2 separate regions of the Homo sapiens genome follow, and region 1 is linked to region 2. Evidence: chromatin loops called from intact Hi-C (ENCODE). Cell type or tissue: Calu3. All regions are shown on one strand. Links, peaks and the distances in the headings refer to the core of each region. The heading gives the core; the rest is flanking DNA.

Region 1 (16,586 bases), core at 6,115-14,114, 120 kb after region 2:
AATTCAAATTTTCGCTTGGTGATAATGGAGTCTAAGATGAGTGGAAGATAAATGTTCCAGCTTGTCGCAACATTTAAGTGCAGTTTTAACAAGGGTGACTTAAGTTCTCTCTCAATCATTCAAATCAATTGTAAGTATCATATGTTTGTGCTTTAGGGAACTGATTGTGGGGCAGAGGGTAGGTTGAAGAAGTGGTTTGTATGACTTTTCAGCAAGAAATCTGCATCTAAAATTCTCACTATTTGTGAGGGTTGGAGGGTAAGTAACCAGATCTGTTTGAAATTAGCTTATGTGCTTGCATTAAGGCTTTTGTAAATATTTTATGCCATTTAAGTTCACAGTAGAAATGGCCTAAGTATCTTTTTAGTAGATTTTAGTAGAAAAGTAATCCATAAAATGTATTATTAACATGTACTCAAATTTAGCAGGCATCTTTCTTTGCCACTTAGATGGCAGTCATGAGTTCTGTGGTTTTTTTCTTGTCATTGTTAAAATTTTCTCTTTTAATAAGATAATACATGCTTGTGTATAAAATTGAAATACTGTTGAGAAAGGGGGAGATGAAAAGTGAGTGTCACTCTTGGATCTGACCTTGACATCCTCATTCTGTTCTCCAGGAGCAGTAACTGCTATTACTTTTTCTTGGGTATCATGAAGATAATTTCTATGCATATACAGTCATTTTATGTATATTGTTTTAAACAAATGTGATCATACCATAAACACAGATGAGTTGCACCTTGTTTTTTTTAACTTGGTCTCTTTGGCGTTTTTCCATTTTTTAGTGTATCTAGACACCTACATTTTTAATGGTTACATAATGTATTTGCATTATATTAAGGAATCATGATTTATTTGAATCACTTATAAATGGATTTTTTTCCGTAAAATTGGCTGTAAGCCAGAGTATATCAGGTACTATAAATACATCACTAATTTGAAACAAATAATGGCTCAGGCAATCCCCTGTCTGGAATATTTCCAGTAGTGGAATGGGTTTTGCTTTGGGTTGCGTGCATGCGCGCGTGTGTTTGTGTGTCTTCACTTTACTGTTTTTCTGTTTTAATTTTGAGGAAGAAAGATTCCCGGAAATAACCTGTCCAGTTCAGTTAAAATATTTCATTTATGTGAGACTGTACACATTTTAGAGTGTTTAGAGGTATATCTTTCAAAGTGCTTTCTATTATGTTTGTGGGTGATTTTAGGAATGGGTTGATTTTTTTGTTTGTAATTTTAAAAAATTATTCAAAAACAATTACTTGTAATTAAATTATTTTAAAAAAAGAGACCATTCTGATCAACTACCACTGCATTATAAACCACCCCAAATTTAAAACAATTATTTGTTAACATCTCCCATATTTCATAAATTGATGAGCTCACCTGAGAAGTTCTTGCTTGGGGACTTTTGTAAAATTGTAGTCAGATGTTGGCTGGGACTACAGTCATCTCAAGTCTTGACTGGACTTGATGTTTATCCAGTCCAGCCACTGTTGGCAGCTGATGCTGGCTGTCAGCGGGGACCTCAGCTGGAGCTTTCCACTGAGGTGCCCTAAACATGACCCCTCCTTGTAGCTTAGGTTTTATATTGTGAGTTAGCTGGGATTTTAGGGGGAGAGTTCCAAAAAGGAGCTTCCAAAGAGATCCAGTGAAAAATGTAAGAAATTCTATGATCTAGCCTCTGAAAATCAGACCATCACTTCTGCCACATTATATTGGTCAAGCAAGTCACTAAATCCAGCTTAGATTCAAAGAAAGGGAAACGGGGCTCTATCCCTTGACATTAGGAGCAACACGTGTACATAGAAAGGAAAGGAAGTGATAGTAGTCATCTTTGTAGAGTCACATAGAGGCATTGTTTCTGTCTTGAACACATGAAACATAGTCTGCAGATCCTTCGTGATGGATGTGGATTCTATGCACATGATGTGACCACAAATATTGGAACAAAGCAAAGGGAGCATTCAAATAAGATCATATGCACCCTCCAATGAAAACTAATCAATATTTCCATTATACTGAGAATAAAGTTCAAATTTCTTACCATGGCCTGCAAAGCCCTTTATGATTTGCTCCATTCCAACTTCTCTGACTTCTTGTCCTCCCACTCTTTCCCTTGCTTACTTTGCTTTAGTCAGGCTACCTTTCTCGCTTTGCTTGCAATTGTCAATTATGCTATCTCCTTTTGGAAAACTCTGCTCCCAGATCTTCCAACATCTAATTTCTGCACTTTATCCAAGTTTCTGTGCAAAAAGTCTCTTCAGAAACGGCATCCCTTAAGCACTCTCTTCGGCGATCACTCACCTTGTGCCACTTGTCCTCATGTCTTCATGATCTGAGACTCTCTTGTTCATCTCTCTGTTTAGTTTTAGTGTCAGTTCCCCTTACCAGCCCATAAGCCCCACTGGAGCAGGGATCCGACTCATCTTGCTCACTTCCATTCTTGCAGGACCAGGAACTGTATTGGTACATAGTGATACCCAGTCCATATCATTGAATTGACGACTATGCCTGAGCTTTATTTTCAGTTGGTTATCGTTAGAAATGTCCTAAATATCCTTTAAAAATTATGTGAGCCCTATGTGTAATTCATTCAGCATTCACTTCTACCTGTGATTACCCAACACCTTTCAAAATTATTTTTTCCTATTTATTTTCTGGATCCCATATTTTTTTTCCCCTGCTCATAATTTGGTGTTTGTTACCTTAAAGTCTACGTTATAATCTCACTAGACTACTTACATTTCCTTTGGAAACCTGGATTCTCTCTCTACTTTATACCTTTCTGGAATGCTGTTTCCTCCTTTATTCCTCCAGCTAAGTACCTTTTATCCCTGAACACTTGTTTCATGTATCTATTCATTTGGAAAGACTTGCCCTAACAGCCATCTTCACTTTCCATTTCCGAATCCTTTTTGGATTCACTTTTTTGTTGTAAACTATGGTACAGTGAGGCAAGTGCAGCTCCTCTCCTCCACCTTTGAGTTCTTTGGCAACATGGGCATCATCTTATTTGTTTCTAGAGCTCTTGTACCAAGTCTAGTGCTTGGCACACAGCATATACTCCATTAATGCTTCTGGAACTGGATAGAATTAAATTGAAACAAAGGAAAGGAGGAAAACAACAGGGAACTGGACAGTGGTAGATAATGTCAAGAGACCAAGAAAATGTTGGCTTCGTCTTCCTTTTATACACACTAATTTATTTTTACTCTGGTCCAATTATATGTGCTTTGTTAGAAATGTCACCATTGTTCAATATGTTAAGAAAATAAATTAAAACTTCAGAGTTATTTAGAAGGCAGGCATGAAATCAAGCATTTTCTACACTCCTGTTTTGTCATACTGTATACTCCTCCTGTTCATTTGCATTTTCATGCTCAGTCTATTGGGTGCAGGTGCAGAAAGCAGGCACCAGGGTATTCTATAGAATTCAATGTTATCTCTGATAAATGAGGCTTTCTAGCTATGTATTTTTATAATTGTAAATTTCCCTCCTTTTCATATCTACTTAGGTGCATCTACATTTATGAAATTATATCATTTGTGTGTAGTTTGGGGGGTATCTTTCACAGGCATATAGAAATTGGATGTGATAGCTATCTCAATACATGAAACTAAGTTATTGGCAATAATTTTTTTTTACTTTAAAGGGAACATATTGATACCACATTGCAAGAAATTAAATATATAAAGGAAATACTTTCCAAAACATTGCTAATGTGAGCTCTTTTTTTTTTTTTAAGAAAAAGCTGAAAATAAAAGCAGTCTTCCAGGAAGCTAATTAAGCCTTATTTTGTTCATTGCATACAGTGAGCATTTAGAATTGCACCTAAACAATCTTCAGTTAAGCACAGTCATTTAACCCTCTTTAACTGTCCTGGTGTGTGGCCCCTTTGAAATGCCCCATAATCAAAGTTTTCCAGGTGGGAAAGACAGCACAAATAAAAAGTGACAGACTTAGCTCTTGTACAAAGCTTGCAACACTTGCAAGGATTATCAGCTATTTCACAATATAGATTGATGAACAATTGTATGATAAGTTTTTCTGCAGTCTGAAAAATTTGGATCAGTTGATGGTGGGGGATGGTGGATGATTTAAGTTAATGGAAAGAAAAACAGACCTAATTAATAGTAGAAATTATGATTTTGTGGTAGCTTGGAAAACAAGGAATTGTGCTTTCTGGTCCAAGATTTTCTATGAAGTGAAAGTGGCTACTTAAGAAATACACTTCAGTTCTTTGCGTGTATATTTCTTCATTGAAAAGATGGAACCAGTGTCAAGTTTTTAAATACTACAGTGGAATAAGTTTTAATGTGTACTATAGACTACAGACTAAATCTTGCACTAAGCCTTTCACTTTCAGAAAGAGTACAGATACTCCTCCTTCAAATGCCCACCACTTTCATCAGTGCACGTCTATTAGAAGCCAAGACAGATGTACCACATTTAACTGCTCCTCAGCTGTATGGCTTACTCTGTAATCTAATGCCAGCTCCCATAAAATTCAAGCTGTAGCAAGTAACCTTGCAAAATATATCTGAGCAGTTTTGTCTCTTTGAGTTTATGAAAAACAACAGAAAAGTCAGTAGAACATATCCAGGTTTGGTATAGACTATCAAATCACTCCTTTTGGATAATGACAGGCTCCTGGTCATCATTTGTGGAAGCCAGTTCTTGCATCAGATGGACAAAAAGGGCTTCTAATAGATTTTTCATGTTTAAATTTTATATACATTTACACCAGTGAGAAATATTTTCTTATTTCCTAAACTCCGAAACATTTCATCTATGTTTCAATTTTGTCATTTATCACATCTTGCCTGATTTTTTAAGTATTCATATGTCTTTCCTTATTTTTCCTACTTGATTGAAAGCTCCCAGAGGACAAGGTCGTCGTCTAATTCAGCTTCTTATTTACCCAGGAAATGAGAGGATGCAAGGTGAGGACTCCATATTTATTTAATAAATACATAAATGGATAGATAACTTTGATAGACTACATGGTATGAATTCATTTTTGAATGTAGTAAACAACAATATAATCAGCTAAGATCTAAAGTTATATGGAGAAAATCATCTAATTTCAGTCACCTGAATTTGTGACCAGAGGTCACAAATTCTAAAATATACAAGAAACCAGAACATGGGCATTTAGTATTTTAACATGCTCATTTAAAAGGAACTCAGAAATTATTTGATAGAGATGCCAGATATTGCCAGTTGTCATACTACATTGAGAAGAATGTTCAGACCAAATCTGTGCTCAGCAACAAAGAATAGTAAAATGTTGATGAGTAGAGGCATACCTTTGAAATATCCAATCAGATTCAGATACTTTATTTTGAAAATCATGAGATGGAGACCACAGAGGCTGGGTCAGCTTTCTAAAGTCACATAGTAGTAACCAGTTGTTATCAAGATTCCAATCAAGAGCTTAGTTCTCAAGACCCTAGAAGGGCCCTAGTGGGGAGAAGTCTAATGAAAATGATCCTGCTGAAATAAGCAAAAATCCTCATCCAACTCGGAAGTAACCAAGCCTCCCAACTTGAGCCCCCAACCTGACCCAAGGTTCTATCACTGTCATTGTCCATGGTTATCAAAGTTACAGGGGATGGAGGGTGACAAAAGTACTGGAGTGAAAGAGCAGGATCTACCCTAACAAGCTTGAGCTTCCAACTCCAGTGAAGACTGCATTGAAAGGCACAGGAGTCAACAGAAGAGAACGTCAGTGGCACCTCCAGACACCAGTATGTCTCCATGGGACATTCTTCTTGGTGCTGCTTTAGCACAGACCCAATTCCCAAATTCAATATATTTTGCTGCTCTAGCTCTAACTTCTACTCATAGGCCTAGTTGCTCATGAACAAAACAAAACTTATTTATATGTTCTATATGGACAATTTCACACATACCGAAAGTATGGAGAATAGCATGATACAATCTCTTGTACCCATCCTCCGGTAAGACTTTTCTCAATGCTTGTATTCATCGTATCTGTGTCTCCCCAGCCCATTTCATCATTTTGTCATGTATGACTAATCCGCCAGCCTTAGCCTAGACTAACAAGCAACTCAGATTCTGATCAGATTCAGGCACTTTATTTTTAAAATAATAAGATGGATATTACAGAAGCAGAGCTTTCTAAAGTCACATAGCAGTAGCGAGTTGTTATCAAGGTTCCAATCAAGAGCTCAGTACTCAAGACTCAAGAAGGGTCCTAGTGGGGAGGAGTCTAATGAAAAAGATCCTGCTGAAATAAGAACTTTGTCTGATTTATCATAACCTTCCCAAGACTTGAATCTTGCCTCAACCCCAGCCCAACAGGCTATCACTTCTAAATTTGTCCATTTACTCATTTTCCTCTTTCATTCATCAAAGTTTAATTTAGCATTTATTAGGTACTCAGGTACTGTGCTTATTGTTAGAGATACAGTAGTTGATAGCTGTCAGCTGCCAGCCTGACAGCTGGAGATAATGTGTGATCTAATAGAGGTATGCTCTAAGTACTACAAGGTCTTTAGAAGGAGACTGTGGGCCTTTTCCACTATGGCTAAGAGTAGGAAATAGTTACAAAGGCAGAACTAAATCCTAAATCCTATTGCACTTCTATAACATCAGTTATCTACTGGGAAGGTATTGCATTTCTATAACATCAGTTATATACTGATGTTACTACATGATAGCTTTTGATGAGATATATGTTTTTTATTAGCATAATATGCAATTGAGCCTGTATTTCAGATGAAATAATTTGTATGCCATTTGTGTGGCACTGCACATGAATGTACAACTCCCTCCAAAATCGGTTAGGTAATATGTCCTGACTAAAATGGAAATGAGGAGTAGTGCTAGGAAATGAAGATGTCACATTACTTTTAAGTAGTGACAATGATATTGCAGAGAAAACCATATGGTGAACCATTGAGAGATGTGAGTTCTATTATTGCCACAGCCTGTAATTAGGTGGTGACATTGGGCCAGTACTTACTATTCTCTGGCTCTCAGCTTTTCCATTGTAAAATATACAAGTTGTATGTAATAATCCCTAAGATTTCCAATATGTTATATAACTATACTTTTCTCCAGCTTGATCTTAAAGGAGAGTAGATGGCTGCCATCATGTTATAGCTAAGATTGCCTGTGTGGTGCAATTACTCCACTAGGCTCCACTTTCTGGGAGCTGACACTAGAACACATATACCTTCCATAAAGCATGGCCATGTAATTCCTCATAAATATGTCATGCACTGTGACAGTCAAAATGCTGTTTCATGCATCATCTCTTTCCACTTACAAAGGTTGCTGGATCAGGTATCAGTGTTCTCCCACTTTAAGAAGAGAAAAATTGAGACTACAACAGCCACCCAATATCGTTTGAAAGGCAATTGTCTTTTCACTACTTTTCAGATGCCCACATACAAATTACCTTTCTGACATACAGTAGATACTTCCACCACCTTTACTTTCTTTATTCTGTTTTAAACTTCTTGTTAGATTTGATGTTAGAACAGGGTTAGTCAGAGGTATAGATATGTATAGATGCATTTTATGCTATAGTGAAGGTACAGTCTGAAACAATTAAGTATAAATAGTTTAAATAGTTTTTAAATCAAATTTTAAATATTCTTAGGGTATATTCAACGGAGACAACTTTTATACAGTAAATAATTGCACCTCATGGCACTCTTGCCCCAATGGTTCGTTCTGGAAACTTAAATTTTCCACTATAATGTGTGCTAAAATAGAAGCATAACTGCATTGCAATGTGGCCCATATGGACTTCCCGATGAGACCATCTCCTCTTCAGTAACGTCTTGCTGAATTTGGGGGTTCAGAACCTAAAGCCACCTTGCTTTGTTCAACACATTCTCTCTGCTGTTGCACCTATTTGGAGGCCCCATACTTCTTGGCTGCTGTGCTGTTCTTACATAATTTTAAGTCAATTAAAATTATTAGTGCAGTTTTAATAGCCAGTGCTCCCTCAGGCTAGGTAACAAATGGTGCAATTTGAAGAAAATTGAATAAATAAAATAAGAAAGAGACAAATAAAATAATAGTCTAGGAAAGGAATGAGAAAAATATAGTCTGTTAGCAAAGCTATCTATATTAAAATACTAATACTAATACTAATAGGTGTTACTTGAAAAACTAGCCAGGACATGAGCCAGGCGCGGTGGCTCACGCCTGTAATCCCAGCACTTTGGGAGGCCGAGGCGGGCGGATCACGAGGTCAGAAGATCGAGACCATCTTGTCTGACACGGCGAAACCCCATCTCTACTAAAAATCCCAAAAATTAGCTGGGCATGGTGGCAGGCGCCTGTAGTCCCAGCTACTTGGGAGGCTGAGGCAGGAGAATGGCATGAACCTGGGAGGTGGAGCTTGCAGTGAGCTGAGATCGTGCCACTGCACTCCAGCCTGGGCGACAGAGCGAGACTGTCTCGAAAAACAAAAACAAAAAACAAAAAACAAAAAAACAAAAAAGAAAAAGAAAAACTAGCGAGGACACAAGATAGAACCAGACTTAAAAATACACAAAAGTGGTTATGGCTGATAATGCTTTGATTTTGAAGACACTGAGCAACCCACAGAGCCTCAACCCATCTCCACCAGCCTCGCTGGCATTTGAGAGGATGTGACTGATTTCTTTGTTCCACACTAAATGTGCCCCTTGGAAGGGGCAATTCATTATACTTTATTTTAAACTCATACCATTGTGGGTAGGATGTTTTCATTTATAAGTTTACCACTTTCATTTTATTTCTAAATAGGCAGTCATACCAAACTATTTGTAAGGTCTTAAGGGGCCATACTGTGATCTCTGCTTTCAGAAAGGAGTCAGCAGGAATATTAAGAAATATACAATTTTACGACACAAAAGTAGGAAAGAAAAAAAGCAATACCTTAAGGTATTAAATTTATGCATATTTATACAGATAAGAGGTTTTCCCAAATGCCACCTGAGCCACTTGCTGGCTTTTGGACCTTAAACAAGTTGCTCAGCTTCTATGAGCATCAAGCTCTTCATCTGAAAAACAGGGTTAATAGAAGAACCTATTTCAGAAAGTTGTTGGGATGATTAAACAATATCATATTTGCAAAGTATTTAACATAGAGTCTGACATATAATGAACACAAAGTAAAGGTCAGTCATTATTGGTTATTTTACTCAAAAATGGGGAGAATTCAGATAATTAAAAAAAGTACAGAGGATAAGGCTGGAATTCCTGGAGGTAACATCAGCAATTTTCAATTTTTGCTAAGGTCTAGGTTACCTTAGCACTTTGCTATTTATAAGTCACAACAGACAGCATTTGATGAGAGCTTTCTTTATGGTTGGCATTGTTCTGCATTCTTTCTGTAAGTTTCCTCACATAATCCTTCCAGTGACCTCTGAATTAGATGCTATTATTGCATAACCATTTCACAGATAAGGAAACTGAGACATGGAACAAGTAAATAACTTGCCCAAGATAATAGACCTGCACAGGCAACGAATGGTAAACCCGAGATTCAAACTCTAGACACAGTCTGGGCGTAGGTACCATGCCCTCTGCCGGGGCACTATGTCACTGCTATTGTCAGCTGAAGCTCAAATGGCTGGTAGAGACATCAAATCCTGCTCAAGTTGCTGCATGTAGTCCTGCATTTGTGCAAAGTGTGTGTGGACCTCAGTGGGGGGCTTGTAGGGCTGTGTCCACTGAGACAGGCGACTCTTCCTAATCCACTGGCTCAAAGAAGACAGAGTTTTCAAATTCTCACAAGGACCATGCCTGGGCCAGAGTAGCCCCGGGGTCTCAGCTGTCCCTTCTTCACCTACTCTTCCAATGAAATCAGGCTCAGCAGCTTCCTCTACAGGCAGCCTTCTGTCCTCCATGCAGGTGTGCCTGGGAAAAGACTAATCATATGAAAACACTGGCCATGAGAATGGATGCCCTGGTCTCACTTGATCAAAGAAGAGAAAGCTGTTAATGTACTGGAGCACTCTTGCTGCGGAAATGAGTCACACCATAGAGCCTGGCTGCTGTGGCATCATACGGAAACTGTAGCAAAACTCAAGGGCCGCTCTGGAGTGAAGGAGAGCTTGGCTGATGGCCAGGAAAAGGTGAGGAGGGTGCCAGACCCCTAATAAAAGAGGCTTCACAGTCAAGCCTCTTGCTATAACTGTCTCTCCCACTTTCTCTTTTTAAAACTATTTTTCCTATTGTAAATAATACCATTAAATGAAGACTATTGTCTCTCCTTATGCACAAGAGACCCATTCAGAGCCATTAGCAGTAATGAAAGGGAAAAGCACACACAATCAAAAGGATGAGGGGAAGCAGGAGGTGGAAGAGGGTTGCGGTTGGGCTGAGTAAGGAAGGGCCCTGTGTGTCAAGCTGGCCTGGCCTCTTGGAAAATCCCATGTGGAACCTCTCCCATGGATAATACTGGTTACAAGGAAAAGGGGAGGCATAAAAAGAGAAGAGAAATGGAGCGAGCTGTGCTTGTGGCTTCTAATACTTTTGGGAGTTGGAAAAATAGGTAGGATGCTGATCCATGCAAACAGAAGAGTGGATCTGGTAACCAAAAGAACATAGCTTACATAGCCTTCAATCGGATTTAACTCCAATTAATCTTAGTTTTCCTGGGCAGCATTAGAATGAGTTTCTCTGACATTATGCAAGGTAGACATTTAATAAGATGGAAAGTCAGCTGCTTTTTTAAAAAAGACACTTTTTTTAAGGCTAGTGAGAAAATTAAAAGTTCTTTTAGAAATAGGAAATAGATTGTTGACAATGCTATAGATTTTTTTTTTGTTTTTTTTTTTTATAATCAGGCATCAAGACCAGATTAGCCAACCACAAAATTTTTCTCTTTAATTCTTAAAACACAGGTGATACATTTCTTTTGCAGGACAGTAAAGAATGACAGAGACAATAGGGTGTATTTGTTAAAAGAGAAGGCTGTGCGACAAGACTATATGGATCTGAATCATGTGTATTATTTCCTAATATGTAACCATGGGCAAGTTACTCAATCTCTCTGGACCCCAAATTCTCATCTGTAACTTGGAGAAATAGAAAATACTACAGAAAGTTGTTGTCTGGATTAAATGGTTTAGTATCAGTGAAGCACTTGAAAGAATACTTGGCACATTATAAATGCTCCACAAATATTTGCTGTTATTGTTAATCAATGACAAATAGAAGTCCAGCACCTCCCCATACATTTTCACATAAGAGTAGATAACATATGCAATGGTTCTTACTGTGAGTTTACTCTCTTTGATGTATGAAATGTGACTACTTAAGATTTTGTTCAGAACAAAATGCAAATCACACTTGTATCTTCTCTGTGACTTTGAAGCATTTAAATGTAGCTCATCACCCAGGTTGGATACAGGAATGCCAGCAATGAAATCCCTATTTACTCCTTGTTGTTTAGAGAGTGTTATAAGGATGCATGGAATCAGGGTGGTCATCTCAAACCCTATATTTGGGAAGTTTTGGTAGTTTGGGCAATGACCTTGTGAGCGAGGGCAAATGAGTCCTAAGAAAAGGTCTTTGAATCATGCTCATACTGTCATTTTCTGTTGCCCCCAAAATCACCAAGCAAAGCTAAAAGACTGTTCCTTCTTGATACCCCTGAGAAAATGTATTATGCTTTGGTGACATTTTCCCTTGAAAGCTATCTCTTCATATATTTTAATACAATTTTCCTGTGTACAGAGTTTCACTAGGCCATATGTGAACCACATTAGTAATGAGATTGAGTACAAAAGGATGTTAATTATTAAGGCTGCTTTCACTATGACATCTATATATATCACTGTGGCATTATCCTCATTGCATAAGTGGTCTTATGGGTGGCAAGACTAACATGTTGACCTCTCCTAGAGTTTTAGACTATCCTGAGTAGACCAAATGTACCAAATGTTTGAGACCTATTTACATTATTACATGTATGATATGACAGCTAAGAATACTCAGTATATGGAAACATTGTAAAGTTGCTTTAAATATGAACAGAATAGAATTATTAATCTCAAATTAAATTGTATGCTGTTGTTCATTCAGATCCATTAATTGGAGGTTGAAGATCTGGATAAAAGCAATATTTAGTTCATTTCCCATAACAGTGGCTCTCAAGGAGAGAGGTCTAGTCCCTGAGTGTGCTTTGGAAATTTACAGGGACAATTTTGGTTGTCCCAATAGTTGGATGTGCTGTTGGAATTTAGTGGGTGAGATCCGGGGATGCTAATGTCCTGCAGTGTTTGAGCAGTCTGACACAATAAAGAATTGTCCTACATCACTCATGACTGTTTTGTATATCACAGTCCATTCATGTATGCAAATATATGGGGTGATTAGCATTATATCCCTACTTCAGTTAGGATTACTTCTCTCTTGCTCTCATATTATGCAAATAAATTTGGCCTGTTATTATGTAACCTAATGCTAGTTTTTAGTCTAGTATTTGCTTATACCTCAGTTCTTTAATTTTCCTCTTTGGCTTGACTGCAATGACTTACGACCTTTTTATAACTCTTAATCCAAAGATAGTCATTGTAAGTGGGTAAAGAAAAAAATCTAATTAATCACCATGACTTCTAGTGTAGTCATGCCTAAGATTTTCCAAATTGGAATGCATATTATGTTATTATAATTGCTTTCTATTTCTTCTTTATTAAAGGGCATTTTATTAAATATTTAAATTGCATGTGAAATCATTTTATATTTATGAATTTCAATTTGGAAGAGAAAGGAGAGCATATTTATAATATATTATACATGTACACATATTTTTTAAATTGTTATTTGTGTGTGTTTTATGTATGTGTTCTGAAGTTATAAATAGTTATGAAGATTATGTCTTCTGTTATATAGAGATATGCACATATATATCTTATGGTTTAGGTACATATGTTATATAGATATATATTTTGTATGCTATCAATATTATTTATGTGATATATGTTATATACTTACCAACTCACATAAATGTGCAATGTATATTTATATATGTGCATACTGTGCACACATGACTTATAATACATATATACGTATTGCATGCATATATGCTACATGCAACATATGCTATAAACATTTTGCATGTGTGCATATATTTGCATCACATATGTGTACATGTATACATGTGCTGCATAGATATGTGATATGTCACATAGATTTTAAAAACACATGTATCTTATACATCTATATGTTATATGGTATGTACTGTCATGTTACATGTTTGTATATATTTATGTGTTATCTATTAGATAATAGAAAAGACACATTTATAACATATATTTTTATAATAAGGGGATGCTTCATGAAGATAAAGTGACCACAGAGGACTTGCTGTGATGTTTGTTTAGTCTGATATCTCTCCTCAAATGGGAAGTTATGGGTTTATAACTTTTAGCATTCAAATTGTATTCTTAAGGTATATTTCAAGTGAGACTCAACAAGTCTAGGAATACTTAAGAAAGAAAGGCAGGAGGTATATGAATGAGGTAACTGATACTTATTCACTGATTCATCTACACTAACATGACCAAAGCTTTGGTGGAAACTAGAACATTATAGCCAGTTTGCTTATATCCTTTTCCTTTCTCATTTCTAGGTCTGTGGCAGAGGCACAGACCTGTGACTCTCATTTGCATTTCATATTTGCATATAACTCAATTTCCTATATCCAGCTAAGGGTAATGTCAGAAATACCCATATACATTTATCCAAATACACTGGAAGTGGAAAAGGCCAAGAAGCGCTCTTGGGAGCTCCAGCTTATACAGACTCACTCCCAGTCTCCTTACAAATTCTCTCAGGTGACAGACACCATGTGACTCCTCCACCTCCGTATCTTGGCATGTGAGATATCACTGTATAATCGTGTACAAGAAACTGAGGATTGATAACTAAGTATGATTCAGATATCAGGCCATCTAGTAGACCAGTAATTCTCTTCCATGTAGTCAGCCTCAAGGTTGGCATTAAATTGTCCTCCCAAGCTTCATCTGGTAAAGTTGGAAAATGGGATTTCTTAGCAGATCTCCAAGGCTGATGAAGTCTTTGACTGAGTCTAGTTGTAGCCTATTTAAGGCTGTAAGATACATTCAGGCCAAGATCCATTCCTTTGTGTTGGCTTTTAGCCTTAACTAAGTTGGAGATTTTGCTTTCTAAATCTACAGGAAGGACTTGTAAGATATATTTCTAGCCCCCATTTGCCTGGATTCTCAAGGATAACCTTGCCTAAAGGTAATCATAGCAAGGACCCTGAGGACAAAGACACATTATTAAGAGCTACTGAAGCCAGATTAACCATTAACCTGGAATGGCCAAATGTTTAGAAGATGTCAAACCTTTAGGAAATCACCTACATATATGCTGCAAAGCAATCAAAGAGGTAACTAAGAGCTCACTGGGCAGAGATACAGTAAGAAGTAGCAATAAGTTCTTTGATAGCTTCCTGAGAGCCTAAAATTGTATCCTTATAGCATATCATGACCACTTTAACAGCCTACCACTGACATACATAGTCTCAAGTGTTTCACTACTCTTCATTGGTCTTAACACATTTCAAGGACTACTTTGACCCGTTGGAAGTGGCTACCTGGGACATTGGACTGAGAAGGATTAGAAGCCTGGACCCAGACTCAGCTGTTGTAGGAGTTTATGTGTATGGGTATGTGTCTGTGTGTGTGTTGAAAGAGTGTGTAGTGTATGAACCATTTGAAATATTCACATCAATGGGATGGAAGAGGATGGATACACCAAATTTAAGTTTCTTTCCATTCAATACATTCTTCAAAATTAGACCCTGGTGAACAACCATTGAATATTATTGGGCCTTCTTTTCTTTTCCCTTTACTCAGAGAGAGGATAAAAATAAACAAAAAGGAAATACAGTCAACCTTCTGTCACGTATCTTGCTATCTGAATGGACTCTGACTCTCAGTTGCCTACAGCTCTCCTGGTTAACACAAAATCATGGAAAACTCTTTCTCTGCCAGTGGTGGATACACCCAGGAGACCCACATGCAAAGACAGGGAACTGATACTTTATATGGTAAGAGCATGAGCTCAGGTTAAAGGAAGAATTCAGGTGGGCTTTCAAGAACATATTTCTTCCTTATGCTCCACATTTTATAGAAATTATCTGTTAAAATGTATATTTCTGCTTAAGAGAGAACAGAAACAGAGACTATGCCTTATTTAACTTTGTATCTAAATACTTCATGTACTAAGTGGCACTCAGTAGGCACTCAATAAACAATTCTTGAATGAGTGAATGTACAAGTAGATGACTGAATGTCACTCAGTTTCCATTTCTTCATCAGTGAAATGAAGATAGTAACACGTGCCTCTGGGTTTATACAAGTGTTTTTTAAAATAATATATGCAAAGTGTCCAATTCATAGGACGTGCTCAATAAATATTAATACCCACTCATTGTCCTATTCAACTCAGGATCTAGTTGAAACCAGGAAAATTATCATACCTGGCCAGCGAAATAGTATGTGTAAAGTATTCACGCAGAGTGATTTCCCATCTATGACTGTCATTACTTCTATGCAGATTTCAACTGAGGAGTATTCGCCTAGCTCCATTACTGTCTGGCATGATTTTATGTCCTTAAGGTCCCGTCCCTTCTCTCTGAATCTGGGGCATATAGGCTTTTAGTATGGTCATTGGTGTCAGAATAAGTCCCTATAGAGCTTTTTTTTGGCCCATTTGTTTATAAATATTTGTTTGCCTCTGGATAGTCTCATCTTCTTCAAGTTGTGCCTACCTCCTCCAACATGATGCTCTGTTTGCCATTTGCACAAAACATCTTATGTTTGTCAATCGAGATGTATTTCCCACTCTCATTCATCCTGTCTTGCACTTAAGGACTATGTCGATGGGCTCCCTTGCTGTCCTCTGCTGGTTGGAAGCAGCCAATGGGGTGGAGGATAATTGATATGGCACTGGCAAAAGCTTGAAGGAGGATGGAGGAAAGTAGTCTTTGTCCATTTATTTCCCAAATTATCTCCCTGCACAGTCATTCCCGTTTGACAACTCCCATATACCAAAAAGCCATCACGTTTGTCAGGCAGCCCTCTCTATACAGATATCTAACCAGGTTCTGGTAACTGCTTGTTCCAAGTGCCCATTCAGTTAAGGGTTAGTAATGGCTCTGGTGCTGTCACTAGCCCTGTGGTGCTGCCCCATCCCTGTGGTTTCTCTACCCTTCCCCTTACCTTTATAAATTGTCTTTATTGAATCATCCTTGATTATTCAGCCTGTGTGTGACACCTGCTTTTTTCTCAATCCTAATAATACAGTATCCATGCTTCTGATCTTCTAACTCTCTTTTTGACAATATCCTTTTTCTGAAATATTTTATGGTATAATGAGTATGGTAGAAAGAATAACAGCCCTTAAAGATGTCTATGCCCTGGAACCTGTGAACATATAACTTTACATGGCACAGAAACTTTGTAGATCTAATTAAGAATAGAGACCTTGAGATGAGGAGGTATCCAGGGTTATCTGGGTCAGTCCAATACGATTACATGAATCCTTAACAGCAGAGATTATTTCCTAGCTATGTTCA
Region 2 (16,586 bases), core at 4,465-12,464:
CACTTGTCAGAAAAGATTTTCTGTAGGCATTTAGAACATGGAGTTAGCATGGTTAAAACCCCAGAGCTTCAAGGGGAGGTTCCCCTTTATTGGACCTAGGGGAAGTGGCTCCAGGGAATAGCAGCATCCTTATGAAGAAGAACTCTCAGATTGTCTCGTGCCAGATGGAAACTGTTTTTACTGAACAGCTGGGTCAGAAAGCAGGAGAAAGAGATGGGCCAGTCAAACTATTTGGTATCCTCAACTATCGCTTGAAAAAGTGGGCTCTTTAGCTCGAGTCAATGTCCTAACATACAAGGATTCTTGTGAATGTCCCTGGGACTCCCCTTGTTAGTAAAATGGGATTTTATTATTTACATGAGAAAAATATACAGCCCACAATCTCAGATAGTGACTATCAACTTTATTAATAGCACATGTGTAATTTTTTTCTACAGTTAACCATACATTATAGATTTAATAAAGGTATTCCTAATTTGAAAGCATTTCCCTAAAGAGATTAAAAATCAGCTAAATATTTGCTTAAAAATTATGTAAGAAATATTAGATTGGTTTAGAAAATTATTGTACCTGAACAATCCAGCAAAATTGATTAGTGGAAAACTTGAATCTGCAAGTGGCTTTTCATTCAAAAGGAACATAGTGATTGTAAGCTCACATTTCCTACAATCCTCACATCTTCATGGTTTGATCTGTGCTAGTATGTCATAGTTCTGTGACTTAATGAAATGAAATGCAAGTCAACCTTGTCACTTTGTTGGTTGTCTGTACACTCACCTTATAAATGCCTAATTTTATGCAATAATTCTCTTTTGAATCACATATTAAAACCTGTGTACTTCAAAGGGCTTTTATGAAAATCAAAATAACCAATAGGCAGATGTTTTCTAAAAATAAAATGACAGATCCTAGTCTCCTTTCTCCTGTGATTTTAGGCACACCAGGAAAAGCTTCTACCACTCCATCCAAAGTCTTCCCACTCCAAAAGCATAATTGAGTCTATATTCCTCTAGGTTTTGAAGCTGATATTTAACATGATAAGAAGATAAATGGCTTAGCCTGAACTGGTTGGAGGCAGAGTTACAGTGAGTCTTAGAATAGTTGTACACAGGTCTAGTGTTTGGAATGAATCGGGAGGCTGGTGTGTGTAGTGATGTTTGGATGTGAGGTTGGGGTAGAAGTGTGAAGGGGATGTTGATAGTTGAAATGACTACTGAAATAGAAAAGTATTAGTCAGGATAGTTAGCTTTAAGTGACAGACACTCACCCCACTCTCCCTAAACAAGATGAAAGGAGATTATCGTAGGTATAACTGGAAAGTTCAGGGGCCGTTCAACCTGAGCTTTAGCTTTCCCTCTGTCAGTCAGCTTGCCTTCTCACTGTGTGGGCTTTGTTCTCAGGTGGGCTTTCTGCACTGGCAGGGAAGATGGCAGATGGCTCTGGCAACACCAGGACCTCATGACCTAGAAGGAAGAGCTAAGTACTACTCTCATCAATACTAATTTTTAACATCCTGAGCAAACACTCCCATTTGCTAAACTTTGACTCCATTTCCATCCTTCAGACCAGGCTGAAGGATGAGAATGGAAAATAAAGTACCCTAATTGGCTCGGTATTGGCCAGTTGCTGGGATAGGGGTTAGAGAGAGAGGAAGATGATGGTGATTATAAATTCACCTGGTTCACATGGAGAGGAAAGTGTGCTAGATGGGGAGTATGGCTTCTGACCACAAACTTCTGAATGAATTTTCAGGCCCAACTGTTGGTAATAATAAAGGCTTTACCTGACAGGGCTCATGGAGAAAGCTGCTCTCCTCACATCAGGCTTGGTGGGCTGCAGCCTCCGAGGGCAGCTACAGTCAAGGACTCAGGTCCTCTTGACTAGCCATGCTCTTGGGCATAGCTGCCTTCCTAGCTCAGGTGCCTTCATTCAGAGGCCTTTAATGGGGCTTTTGGCCAAGGCCTTTCTCAGGCCTCTCTGCCAAGACCTCCTTATGGGATTGTGGGGGCAGGTTTGAGGCTACTTTTCTCCACTTCAATGCAGTGCTCTGTACTTTCCCACTCCTAGTCTTTTCGATTTTGTCATCTCTGCCTTCCATCCACCCTGACACAGGTTCATAAAACTGCAGGATCTTTTTGTTTGGAACTTCCTTGGCTCTGCTGATTCACCTCACCTTTGACTGGTGCCATTCCGTGGGGAGAAAATAGAATAAAACAGAGTGGACATTTCCTCTTGTTTAGCCTCTTTTTCATACTTTTGCAGAAGGTGATTAAAGGCTTCCCTGTTAATTCCATTTTGGCTTTTTGTTTTAATCAGCTACTCAAACACCTGGCAGCTCAGCTCTCTTCAGCTCAGCTGAGCTCCTGACAAATTAATGCAGTGAGCAGGGTAGTTGATTAAGCACAGTGCGATTCTGGAAAAATGAAAAGACAGAAGAGCCCACAGGGCACTTTTAGAAGGTGCTAGTAAAGTCCGTGGACATTCTAGAGGGTTGAAGATGATTGTTTCCCAGAGCCTGAGAGTCCCTTGGGGGTGCTTCACCAGTGGGTATCTGGAAACGCTAGTGGGTCCTGTGGGGCATTTCACTAGCCATAGCACTTCTCAAGAAGTGCCAGCAGAAGCTGCAGGGTATTCTTGGAGGGCGTATGGATTGTTTATAGAAACTTTTTAGTTCTGAAGAGGATCAATGGTCCTTTTAGCTGCTAACCCCTGCCTGAGCTCTCCTGGTGTGTTAGATTGGATATCCCACAGAGAGGTTTGGAGAAAGTTAAAGAAGCAGTTTTCTTGCCATGGGCAATGGAGCCAGAGATGGTCCACAGGGCTCCTGCAAGCTGAGCAACCCCAAGCAGGTCCAAGACATCAGAGAAGAATAAAAAAAGAAAGGAAAGAAGGAAAGAAAGAAAGAGAGAGAGAGAGAGAGAAAGAAAGAAAGAAAGAAAGAAAGAAAGAAAGAAAGGGAGAAAGAATACCCTTTGGGATCACTATGCCCAGCAGGTCCCAAAGAGATCTTAGAGACCTTATGATTAGATCCCCTCTAGAGGTAATCTTGCTAAAGTTAGTAAAGGAGAGAGGAACTTTGGGATTTGGACTAAATCATCAAGAGAAGATTATCTTGACCTCAAACTCAACAGTAATATTGTAGGACTGACTAAATGTTTGAAGACAGTTTATATATCTGGTGGAATGTAGAGTGAGAAATAAGAGACTATTAGCTTAGAACATTTCTCAAAATATTTTCTAAGAGATTCAACTGAGAGAAATGCCTACCCTCTTTTTAAAGGGGGGGATTTTCTACACAGGCTCATTTCTGGGATCTTCAAATTTAGGTTCATAACAGGTTAGTGGAAGCTGTTCAGGTGTGAGAGAATGTCCAAGAACGAGACATGTTACTTCTTAAACAATTTCTACTATATATTTTTATAGCTCATAGAGACATTTATCAGTGGAAGTAGATACTTTACTCCCAAAGAGTTAAAGATAGTGACATGAGCCCAACAACAGTGTTTCCAAGGTTTCTACTATTTAAGTAATTAAATGATTTAAGCTTCTTGAAAAATATATAAAGTCTATGAAAATACAAATAACTTAAAAATATTGCTCCCTTATTTGAGATACCTAACATATAGATAATCATGTATTAATAATTCCTATCGAATGGATTACAACCTCATAATGGATCAATCATTCAATAATAATAATTTACTTTTTAAATTTTCTGAACTGTGCTAGCCACTTGAAGGGGATAAAGGAGCTATAAAATGCAATTTTTTACCTCAAGGAGCTCATTTTACTTGGGGGCAACAGGATGATAATATGTATGGAATACAAACAAAAGAATTTCAGTCTATAATTACCTGCTAATGTGTGTGATTAGGATTCTAAAGATTGTAAGAAATCAGAGGGTCGAGGTATTATCTATTCATAAGAAGGCTTCCCAGGCCTTGGGTCTGGGGTTGTTTTGCTGCCGCTGAAACCTTGTTCATCCACATTCTCCCCTCCACTTCTACCATTCCTCCTCATAGAACTCAACCCCTCGGCATATAAATATTGAAGTCAGTTTTTCTCTCTGTATCTGACTACGGCCCTATATAGCAAGAACTGTTCTCAGTCTCACTTCTATGCCTTTTATTGGAGGACTTCTATTAACAGTTTTATAAATAATAAAAATAGTCATTTTTACACCTAATAATTACATTTAGCAATGTTTCATCAAGTTCTTTGTTTGTCTTTGTTTCTTCTATTGGGGCAGAATATGTAGTGATAAAACATGTGTGTCCTAGAGTCAGTCTGCTGAGGTTCAGTCCCCAGATCTACCAGTTCTTAGCTGTGAGGAAGTTCTTTGTCTTTCTCATGACATATATTTTCTCAGTTGTAAAATGAACCTCACAGTAGTCTCTATTTTATTGGGTTGTTATTGGGACCAAAGGAGCTAATGATGTAGTCACTTAGAACTGTGCCCAGCAGAAAGTAAATACTCTAATTATTAGCTGTTATTGTTATTACCTTTTTCCTTCCTCCAGAATTCACTATTCTTCTTGCTTAAAAACATCATCTAATGGAGTTTAGTGAGTTTTGTGTAAACTCTTCTGGTTCTGTATGTTTTTAAATGTTTTATTTTGTCCTTGAGCTTACATGGAAATATACCTGGATATAGAATACTTGGTTGACAATTATTTTCCCTCAGTGCTTTGAAGGTGGTGTTCCATTGGCTTTGGCATTTATTGTTGCTTATGGGAAGTGTACAGTTAATCTATTTTTTTTCTGTTAATTTATCTTTCCTCCTGATAGCTTTTGAGTGTTTTCACTTGTTTTTGATGGACTATGCTTTCGCTATGAAGTTTCTAGATGCAGCTTTATTGTTATTTATCCTACTTGGTGATTTGGTATACACTTTTGATTTTTCTCTAATTTTGGAAAATTTTGTGATATTTAATACTTCTCTGCCATTCCTTGCATTTTCTTCTATGGGAAGTCTTATTAGATACTTGCGGATCCATTCAGTCTTTCCTCAGTAAACATGAATCTATTTTTTTCATATTTTTATCTCCTTATCCCTTGATGCTGGGTTCTGGGTTAATAATTCAGTACATTTATGCCTTCGTCAGTGATTCTAATCCAGAGTATATTTTTATCTATTGAATTTTATTTTTTATTTGTAAGTTTTCCAACTGGTCCTTTTTTATATCTGTTTTAATTTCACTTTTATCTATTTCTGGTTCATTTTATTATTTTTAAATGGGTGTTATACTTTAATTTATCCCTTTAAAAATCTTAGACAGACATATTTATAGTCTTTGTGAGGATTCTCTATTCAATGAATTAATCTGATTTTAATTTTGTTTTTAGTGCTTGATTTTTCATATGTCTTGAAAGTTTGGTTTGCATGCTTATTTTGAGTGCTCGGTTCTCTACTAATTTCTCTCTTCTACTTCTAAATCTATTTCTTCTGCTAGCATTTTTTTCAGGCTCTTCCTCTCAGTCCCCTATATAGAATTAAATCTTATAAATATGTTTTAGGGCACCCGTGCTCTCATTTCTTTCATGATCAATTATTACCTGGATCGTTACCCAAGTTGGTGTAATATCCCAATTGTTTCTTCACATTCACTGTTGTTCTTTTCCCACAGCTTCTTCCCCAAGTCTAGCCCTTTCTGGCATTCCTCATACTTCTATCAAAGTGAACTTTCCTCCTTATTGCTTTCATATTTTGAGGATAATATTTTTGTATGACTTATCGTGTACTTTATGGTGGGTTTCCTGCTGCCTTCACCAGAATCATCACTCACTATCTTCCTCCTTAATCCAATAACTGCCATATGGAACTTCTTGCAATACCCTGAATGTGCTGTGGTCTCTCAGCATCTCTAGGCCCTTTTCACACTGTAATCTTTCTGATTACAGTACTATTTCCACATCTCCCCTTGCTCCACTCTTATTCTCTCTAGTTGATGCCTACTCATGAGTCAAAGTACTATTCAGATATGACCTCCTCCTGGAAACTTTGTAGGCTTATCCCTCCACCTACATCCTGTCTCTTAGAATTACCTTTCATAGAAAATCATGAACAGTCATAGGACCCAGCTTACCCCAATCATTATGTTTATTTGCTTGCCATCTTTCCCATCTTCCTTTGAGTTTCTTGGAATCAGAAGCTGTCTCTTTTATCTTTTTAACATCTATATTCCCAGGACCTAGCATTGTGCCTACCCTGGAGCAAGTAATCAATATCTGTTTAATGAATTTATGTATGAATGAATGAGTGTGTGAATGAATGAATGTGTGAATGAATGAATGAATGTGTGAATGAATGAATGTGTGGATGAATGACTAGAAGCCAGCGGCATCCTGGGTAATAGGTGTCTGCTACAGAGAAGATAGAAAAACAAGGAGAACCAGGAAGGGTCTAAGAATCCTTCCTGGAGCTTTTCCACAGAAAGGCCCTTTTAGAGTTGCCAGATGTCAGCATTACTGACAAGAGGCTTAATGAGGGTAACTCAGCTTATCACATGGAGCCCCAACTTACATATATGGATCCCCAAACATCTCCCAATAGCTGGCATTGCCAGGTCCATAGTAAATGTTGGGATATAGGCATGAATAAGACAAGATTTCTCCCTGACGGAACTCAGTCTAGAGGGAGATATAAATGAATAAAATGATCATGCCAGTGCAACATGGTAACTGCCAAAATAGGTGAATGAACAGAGGGCAGAGGAAATATAGAAGGGAAAAATGAATCATTGCTTATGGGAATCACAAAAGGCTTCATTGAGGAAATAACATTTTATCTGAGTTTTCGAAGATGAACAGGAGTTTAGGCAGAGAAGTGAATGAAGACATTGGAGATGAGGCCAGTGTGGAGGGCCATGTATGAGAGATTAATGTGCAAAATTGTGCAGTTAATTCTATACAGGCGTGGGTGTTATACAACAGAGTCCTAGCCTTAGTTTTTGAAAACCGGGGTTCAGGTCTTGCTTCCCCCTTGACCAGCTGTGTTCCCCTGGGATGCTTCTGTTAACCATGATGCCAGCTTAGACAAGACCCTTAACATTTCTGAGCTCTGGTGTTCTCATTTTCAAAAGGAGAATAGCCACAGACTATTCCCTAGAGTGATTGAGAGCATCAAATTAGTTGTAATAACTTTTTATAAATGATGAAGTTTTTATTTATTTTGATTGGGATAACATAAATATTTAAGAATAGCTAAATAAATAATGGGGCCTTATCTTTAGCCAGGCTGCCTGATGATTAAATAGGTGACATATATTTTAATGTACTGTGATCTACAATAAAAATAAAAACTAAAATATTTCAAGAGAAAAATACCTCAGATCTTTTTTCTTCTCTCTAGAGCTGAGAAATTGTCTACCTTTCTATGTTTTGATCTTCAACAGGACAGTGCTTCAAGGGGTTTAATTCAGGTGTTTCTGAGTTCAAAAGTCTCAACAGCTCTAAAAAAGATGATGAAATTTCCATTTTACAAGTGCCATTGTGCCACAAGGGGGTAGGGGTGCTCTGTATAAGCCTTTGCCATGTGCTCTTCCTAACCAAATCTCTTAACTAAAAAAGAAACAATAAAAAAAAATTTAATTTTAATAGATATTTAATAGATATTTTCTATACTATCTACATTTCCACTATCATTTTTCTTATAATTAACATCTGTCCAGAAATGTCAGCAAAGATACCAAAGACCAGCATATTTAAGCTCTGGCTTTCTGTCTAATAGTTCTAGAGGGCCAGAGAGAGTGACCCTAGGGTTGGCAGATTTGGTTACAAAGGCCACCTTTCATTAATCTGAACAGATAGCCACAGGGCAATGTGAATCTTCCACAACTGGATTTTATCACAGCAAGTTTCCTTCGATGTACACCCATTAAAAAGAATTCAATGCAAAAAAAAAACCCAGTTGTTTTTAATCTTCTGTTCATTACTCACTTCTTGAATGAAGAAGAAAACAAAATGACTAGATGAGAGAGAAACCGACTAATCCCTTAAAGTATGCAACTTAAAAAAAATGTTCACAATGTGTGTGCCTGTTAAGCAACATGCTTTAAAAAATAACTAGTTGAAGCATGCAGTAGCAGAACTATGACATCATTTCTGGATAAGGTGTCCCTCCTCAGTGCTGAGGTGTCCAGGGCATAAATCCAGGGAGGTACTCTGTGGGGTGCAAAAAAACACAGCTGGGACACCGGGAATTCCTTCCAGGATCCACAGAGCAAGTCCGATTATTTACCTCCGGTGTTACAGAGCTAATAGATTCCACCTGCGGCATGCTGGCCACTGACACTCTCTTTTCCTCTGTGCTCCTGAAACTCTGAGCACCCAGTGTCTACCCTTTCTTTGTATTTTCTTACTCTTCAGCTTGGAATATTAACCTATCTGTACCCTGGGTTCAGATGGTTTAATCTTTTGGTAGACTTCAACATGATGTCATTAGGGTTTCACGTCATTATTGTTTAAGTGCTTAGAGAAGAAAAATAAAGCTGTGTGTACGTGATGGCTTGGGCAGTGATTCACGCGGTCACAGTATTCTCCCCCATCCCCTCAGTGGCTCACAGCCATTCTGGGCCCACGAGCAATCTGTCTGTAATAAGTGACAGATTCTGCCTCATATAAAGGAAAGGGCTGGAGGACAGCAGCCCAGACCCAGTACAATAGCAAGGCAGGTGCTCCGGTCAGACTCCGCTCTACCAGGAAACGCTTCTGGAATGCATGACCAATTTGGTTTCAGAACAGAATACTCCCTTTAATGGACAGAAAACACTAACCTTTTCTTTCTCCTTTTTCCTTCCCTCATACCCCCACCCTACTGACTCCCCAGTTTCAAAAAGCCCCCTTTTCACTTTAACCCTTTCAAAGGATAAAGGACCAGGCTTCAATCTGCACACACCCATCCATCTATATGTTGCTCTGCTAACAAACTAGAAAGAGGAGTAAAAATTCATCAGCCGGGAGAACAAATTCAATCTCTGGGCAGGAACACAGTGGAATGATGGGTCAATTTTTCTTTTAAATTTTCATCTTTAAGCAACTTCAGAAAGCATACTTTTAGGGAAATGGCTAGAGCACAACATTTCTCGAGATAAGATGGGCTCTGGAAAGAAAAAATGTACTATTAAATCTGAAATAGTCAAAATCACATTAAAATCACATATATTCTTTTAGAGATCGTGTATCATTTGAGTGAAATCTCACTTTAAGAAATCTCTGAGTTTTATCAAGTTGCATGATATTGATTGAATAAGATAGTAAATAATACTGTTATCACCATTACTACAAGTGTTGCTTGTATATTATCCAATTTACTGGTTTTGCTACACACACAGCAAAAGTAACTATAGCTTGGGAGAAATAATTATCCTATATTTCAATTAAAGTCTACATATGCATACCCTGACTCTATTGACAAAGCAAGACTTAAGCAATTTTGTATGGTTTCTTTTCCATGCAACAGTATTTGAAATGCAATGATAGAGAGTAACGTATATTAAGAGTAATAAGGGTTTCCCCTCTGAGAGTTGTTGTAACTTATCTTTGAAGTTAAGCTCATTTATCATGGGGAGAATAGACCCCAAAAAGTACAGCAGCCGCAGCATCCTGCCTGAGGCAGAGTTAGAGATTTCCAATAGCTGCTGTAAAGAAACATTTTGAAAATGCGTTCACTACTGCACCGATAAATCTTAAGACAGAAGAGTTTTAATTACAGAGGATGGCAAAGCCAAGATTTTTCAAATGAACCCAAAAATATGACATGAGAGAGCTTTCCCCTCACTCCCATGCTACCCAACCCTTGATAAATTTATATGTCTTCTTTGCCTGGGAACAATAGTCTGCTTCGTAAGCAGGACTCCTGGAGGATATCTTCATTTGTGACATAGTATTGGGAGAAATGATGGAAGTGAAATATAGTAAGCCAATCTATATGCATGTATGAGGAGCAAAGAATATGATAGGAGCACCATGAATCCTTTGGGGGCATATTGCAGATTGTATATATGGGAGAACGTGTTATGCATGTGTATGCAGCTTTCTTGCATGTATATGTGCACATGTGCTTCTGTATGGCTTGATCCTCAATAGCCTGCTTCTTTAAAGGAAAGAAAAAATATTAGTGTCATTTGCATCCTAGGACTAAAAATAAACTCTTGTATTTTTTGAGGAAAAAAATAAGACTAATGAAATTAGAGGTTGTTTAAATCAGAGGCAATTAAAATGCACACATTTCTTTTCCTAGAATCTGCAATTGTATTCAACGTTTGCAGTACAACGCCTGCCTGTAGGATAAATAATTTAATGGGTTTTGTGATTTGGTACTAAAAGCATAACAAAATCCTACAGCTGTAGCCTCATTTTTCTCCACATTCAAACTGTTTCCTTTTAAATTGCATATTTTGTACAGTTTTTTTTAAAGAACACAAAGTAGGTTCTACATCTTTGAGAACCAATTTCCGACATAATAGGTAATTGCACATAATTACAGGAGTTTCAGAAACTGAAACAAGAAAACAAAACAAAACAAAATCTTTTTCTACCCTAGTCCCCCTTCCTTCTTAAAGATTGAGATTAAATCACTATATGATTCCATTCAATTTTGCCCTTTATTACAACAAATGATATATGCTGAGAATAACAAAAAGTGAAAACTGCCCTAAATGCTTCTGTTTTCTAGGAATTCAGTTTTAATCTAACATTTTAATTAAACAAACATGAGGATAAGTTTTTATATATTGCCTTCATTTTTTACATTTTTATCACATGTCCCACACTACAAGGGACTGTGGTCAGCTTAAAGCTTTGCAATCAATGTGGGCTGCACTTTGAATTACTTCAGTATTTTCTGCATCCACACTCTTCAAAGGGCATCCCAGTATTCATTAACTCTCCTACACTTAGAATGAGACTACGGACCAAAAGAACGTCCAGCTTCCATGGCCCGAGAAAGAGAACATCAAATTTCCAAAAGAGGCAATGAGAGAAAACTGTAATAGTGAATGAATGGATACCGTCTCCTCTCATCTTTTTCTATTTCTTTGAGGGTTTTGGGACTGAAATGGCCTTGGGACTTCTGGCAGAGTTAAGGTCTTGCTCCAAGGCCTTTGTGGGAGTGAGTTTCACAGCTGGAAATCAGAGCTTCTGGGTTTCCTGACTGTTTATGGTAGGCTGGGGGCTTCTTTTTCTTTCTGTAGATTGTAGGTCAGAGGTTGAATCAGAGTTTTTAGAACTTCCCACCATCCTTTCCTACCTCTCCAACTAAAAAATAAATACTGCCTTTTCAATAGTTAGGTAAAATGAGCTGGACTGTCTTTTAGCTAATGTGGTAGCTGTGAAGGCCAACAAGTGGCTTACAAACTGGCCATTTCTCAGATTCCAGGAGGAGGAAGTGGGGAGGGGATTTAGCCTTACAACCCACAGAATAAGCTGATGGTTATTTATAGGGCACATTTTTTGTACCTAACTCCAAGTTATTTCTTTTTCTCTTACAACACTAAAGTATCACTCAATGACATAAAAATGAGTAAAGTACAAAAAATGTGCTGATAAATTTTACCTAAACCACAGGCTTAAAAATTAAAGTAAGTGTCTAAACCAAATATATATGAAGGAAAATGCATTAGGGAGTTCCGGTTACTCTTTTTTTCAGCAAAGTCAGAGAGCATTGTTGATACTGGCAATTCAATACGCATCGCCTTATGTCTTTATGTGGGATTAGAAGTGAATAAACAGGTCTGAAGGCTTGATCCTGAAGACAAAGGTTAGAGATTATTGTCCCCAACAATATGTAAATAATTTCACAATAAAAATAACAACAATAATAAAAACAAAAACCATGAATAGTAAAGGGGTAAGCATTTCCAGAACAAACAGCTTTCAATTGCAAAATGCATGTAGAAAAATATTAAATATCATTATTCTCATTTTGCAGATCTGAATGATAGCACAGATTGGAGCAGGTCAGAGCTGAGGTAGAAAGATAATTCTGGAAAGAGGTAGTACGGGGCAGTAAGAAAACTGCCTTACACGGCCGGGCGCAGTGGCTCACGCCTGTAATCCCAACACTTTGGGAGGCCGAGGCGGGCGGATCATGAGGTCAGGAGATCGAGATCATCCTGGCTAACACGATGAAACCCCGTCTCTACTAAAAACACACACACACAAAATTAGCGGGCGTGATGGCGGGCGCCTGTAGTCCCAGCTACTCAGGAGACTGAGGCAGGGGAATGGCGTGAACCTGGGAGGCGGAGCTTGCAGTGAGCCAACATCACGCCACTGCACTCCAGCCTGGGCGACAGAGCAAGACTCCGTCTCAAAAACAAAACAAAACAAACAAACAAAAAAACTGCCTTACACTTGAAGAATCTAGAATAACTTCCTTAAATAGGTGACATTGGAAATGTCGCTGAACCTCATTCTCTTCTGCAAAATGGGAAGAGTAAGTCTATAAGAAAGCAGGAGCACACAGTATCTTTAGAATTTGTCACATCGTGTTTTGGCATTGGTACATCTGTATTCCGCAATGCCATGAGGTTTAATTCATATCTCCCTCACTCTTCTAAAGTGCCTGACACATAAGCATTCCCCAATATCTAATAAATAGCTAAATGGAGGATTAACTCTCTTCAGGTTGCCAACCATTTTTTAGATCTAAGGTCTTCTGACACTCTAAGAAATAATAAGATAAACTATTTTGTTTTGTATATGATCTTACGATTGCTTTTTGCCTAATTATCCTCCCAAAGTATCACAGCCTACAGCCCACCACAAATGATTAAATTATTGAGTGGGGTGTAGTTGTCTGCAACTACATTTTTCCTTATATTCCAGACATGTGTTACATAATTTACGAACTTACTAAATGCATGTTAAAATGAAATTAATAGTGAACCTTAACGCAAGGTCAGCAAACTAGCCCAAGATGGCCTACCACCTATTTTTGCAAATAAACATTTATGGGAAAATGACCACACCCGTTATTAACATATTGTCTATGACTGTTTTTGTGCTATAGTAGCAGAGCTGAGTTATTGCAACAGAGATCTGATGGCCTGCAAATATTAAAATATTTAGTATCTGGCCCATTAGAGAAAACACGTGTCAACTCCTAACTTAATGGATGACCTCTTTCCTCTACTCACACATTATTAACTCAGAAACTTTTGAGTTCTGATCTTACACCTCTGATCAAAGAATTAAGATTAATTGTAGTAGTAGTAATGTGATTAACAGGAGTTACTCATAGCGTCCTTGCATAGATCCTTACCTAAAAGTGGTGTAGTGATATGATATGTCCCTCTGGCCTCTCAAGTAATATACACTTTCTTTTTGCATCTCCTTAGACAGCTTCCAGGAAAAATCTAATTGTCTCGTATTTAATTCTCTGACATAACAAGTTTTGTAGTGAGATACTGGTATATAAACTATTATGAGATCTAATAACAAATGTTTATCTTTATGACATCTTAGCCTAGATATGGATAACTCTGGAACCTGTGAAGAAAGGTTAGTTTGGGGAACACAAATAAAGGAATTAAGGATATGTGCATATATAGTGTATGTTACTAGAATCACGTTTCCTTTCATCATAATGAAATAATCATTTTTTCCCCAAATGATGTTTATTGTTCTCAGACTTTTGAAAGTGATAAATGGAAATTTAAAATGGAGTGTTAAACTGTATATGATTGTGTTTCTTCCTCTACAAAGGCATTTATGGTACAATTTTAGATTTTGTAGATTGTGCTTTATATATCACAGGTAAAGCATGTATACGTCTTCGGTGAAAACACATAAGCTATGTTTATACTACATGGAATACAGTTAAGTATTAAGATTGACATTTTAGTTGGTATTCTACAAAAGCTTTTATCTGTAATATACAGTTGTGAACCCATCAAATGAACTTGTTGAGTTAGAAAAGAAGTAGGTGGCCAATATTCCAGAATCCTCCTCAAGATTCAATAAACACAATCAATACCTGGGACTAAAGATTACAGACCTGTCTGAATTTACATAAAGGAAATTGATATAGTAAAAAACAAACAAAAAAACAAAACAAAACAAAAAAGGCAAAACAAAACAAAACAAAAAACCCCAACCATTTTAGCATGGTTTTATCAGCATGGTTTCTGAATGGAGAGGTTATACACATGAGATTAGAAATCATGTATTCAGACGCTAACCTTCCATCCTGGCTTCATCTCTCAGACCATGCGTGACTTTTTACAAACTAATTAATACTTTTGTTCCTTAGTTTCCTCGTGTTTGTGGAAGGTTTCTTCCACGTTATTGGAGAAAAAAAAGGCAATATTATTAGTTTCATTAGTAAACTAATGAAGATACTAATAGTGCATCCTGATAATACTGTCCTTTTTTTCTTCTTCAGACCAAACTACTTTAGTGGTGGGTTTAAATTTTTATATAATACAATGTATATGTATGAACATGTGGATAACTTCAGTTTTCTTTTCATAATTATTATTTTTATTTTAGATTAAAGGGGTACATGTGTTTGTTTGTTACATGGGTATATTGCATAATGGTGGGGTTTGGGCTTTTGGGGTACCCATCACCCGAATGTTGAATATTGTACTCCATGAGTAATTTTCCATCCCTCATCCCTCTTCCTCCCTCCCTGCTTTTGAAGTCCCTGGAGTCTGTTATCCCCAACTTTCTGTCCATGTGTACCTATTGTTTAGCTCCCACTTATAAGTTAAAACACGTGATACTTGATTTTCTGCTTCCGAGTTCATTTGGTTAGGATAATGGCCTTCCATGTTGCTGCAAAAGACATAATTTTTTATGACTGCATGGTATTCCATGGTGTATATATACACCATTTCTTTATCCAATTAACTGTTGTTTGGCACTTAGGTTGGTTCCATGACTTTTCTATTGTGAATATTGCTGCAGGCTGGTAGCAGTAGCTTAGGCCTATAATCCCAACACTTTGGAAGGCCCAGGCATGTGGATTGCTTGTGCTCAGGAATTTAAGACCAGCTTGGGCAACATGATGAAACCCTATCTCTACAAAAAATACAAAAGTTAGCTGGGCATGGTGGCACACGTGTGGTCCCAGCTACCCAGGAGGCCGAGGTGGGAGGATCACCTGAGCCCTGGAGGCAGAGCTTGCAGTGAGCCGAGACTGTGCCACTGCACTCCAGCCTGGGTGACAGAGCAAGACCCTGTCTCAGAAAAAAAAAAAAAAAAATAGTGCTGCAATGAACATACAAGTACAGGTGTATTTTTATATAATGATTTCTTTTCCTTTGGGTAGATACTCAATAGTGGGATTGCTGGGCCAAATGGTAATTCTATTTTTAGTTCTTTGAGGTATCTCCATACTGTTTTCCATAGGGGTTAAACTCATTTACATTCCCACCAACAGTGTATAAGTGTTCCGTTTTCTCCACATCCATGCCAACATCTGTTGTTTTTTGACTTCTTAGTAACAGCCACTGTGACTGGTGTGAGATGATCTCAGTGTGGTTTTAATTTGCATTTCTCTGACGATTAGTGATGTTCAGCATTTTTTAAAGAAGTTTCTCGTCTCCATGTATATCTTCTTTTGAGAAATGTCTGTTCATGTCCTTCGCCCAGTTTTTAATGGGGTTGTTTGTCTCTTTCTTGATGAGTTGTGTGAGTTCCTTACAGATTCTGGATATTAGTCCTTTGTCAGAGGGATAATCTGCAAATATTTCCTCCAGTTCCATAGGTTGATTGTTAATTCTGTTGGCTATTTCTCTTATGCAGAATATTTTTAGTTTAATTAAATCACATTTGTCTTTTCTGTTTTGTTGTTGTTGTTGTTGTATTTCCTTTTAGGGTCTTTGTTATAAATTCTTTGCCTAGGCCAATGTCCAGAAGAGTTTATTCTAGATTTTCTTCTATGATTTTCATAGTTTTGCATCTTATATCTTTAATTTATTGTGAGTTAATTTCTGTATATAGTGAGAGATAGGGGTCCAGTTTTATTTTTCTGCATTAGGCTAGCCAATGTTTTCTGTACCAGTTATTTAATATGGTGTCATTTCCCCATTTTTTTGTTGTTGTTGACTTTATCAATTATCAGTTGGCATAGTTATACGGCTTTATTTCTGAGTTCTCTATTTTATTTTACTGATCTATGTGTCTATTTTTGTACCAGTACTATGCTGTTTTAATTACTGCAGCTTTGTAGTATAATTTGAAGTGAGGCAATGTAATGCCTCTGTATTTGTTCTTTTTACGTAAGGATGCTTTGGCTATTTCAGCTTTTTCTTGGTTCCATATGAACTTTAGGATTGTTTTTTCCAATTCTGTGAAAATGACATTGGTAATTTGATAGAAATTGTGTTCAATCTGTAGATGTTGATTTTAAGGATACTAACAAATGAATCTTTTTCCATTTGTTTGTGTTGTCTATGATTTCTTTCATCAGTGTTTTGTTGTGTAGTTCTCCTTGTAGAAATTTGTCACATCCTTGGTTAAATGTATTCCTAGGTATTTTTGTGTGTGTGTGGCTATTGTAAATGGGAGTGAGTTATTCATTTGGTTCTCAGCTTGAATGTTATTGGTGTATACAAATGCTACTGATTTTTGTATGT

The links. A loop is a pair of places that touch in the nucleus more often than their neighbours do. Peaks named below come from ENCODE experiments on the same cell type or tissue, not always from the same donor. Only the 100,000 strongest peaks of a DNase experiment are listed, where the experiment ranks them.
Region 1: a loop joins it to region 2, with 2.2 times the contacts of the local background. A loop is called at or near these places in 2 of 110 quality-filtered maps.

What each region holds. Positions count from the first base shown.
Region 1 is chr6:51,391,985-51,408,570 of GRCh38, reverse strand. It overlaps LOC105375085 (a long non-coding RNA gene), which reads left to right. Exons shown (of 3, transcript XR_926868.1): 1 at 1-130; 2 at 4,879-4,944; 3 at 9,884-10,250. Among named protein-coding and RNA genes, the nearest start is that of TFAP2B, 580 kb to the right of the region's middle. In Calu3, for the core only: a CTCF peak has its summit at 9,596; a DNase peak (open chromatin) is centred at 9,550.
Region 2 is chr6:51,506,117-51,522,702 of GRCh38, reverse strand. No RefSeq gene overlaps it. Among named protein-coding and RNA genes, the nearest start is that of PKHD1, 570 kb to the left of the region's middle. In Calu3, for the core only: no CTCF peak of the experiment used is centred there; a DNase peak (open chromatin) is centred at 8,632.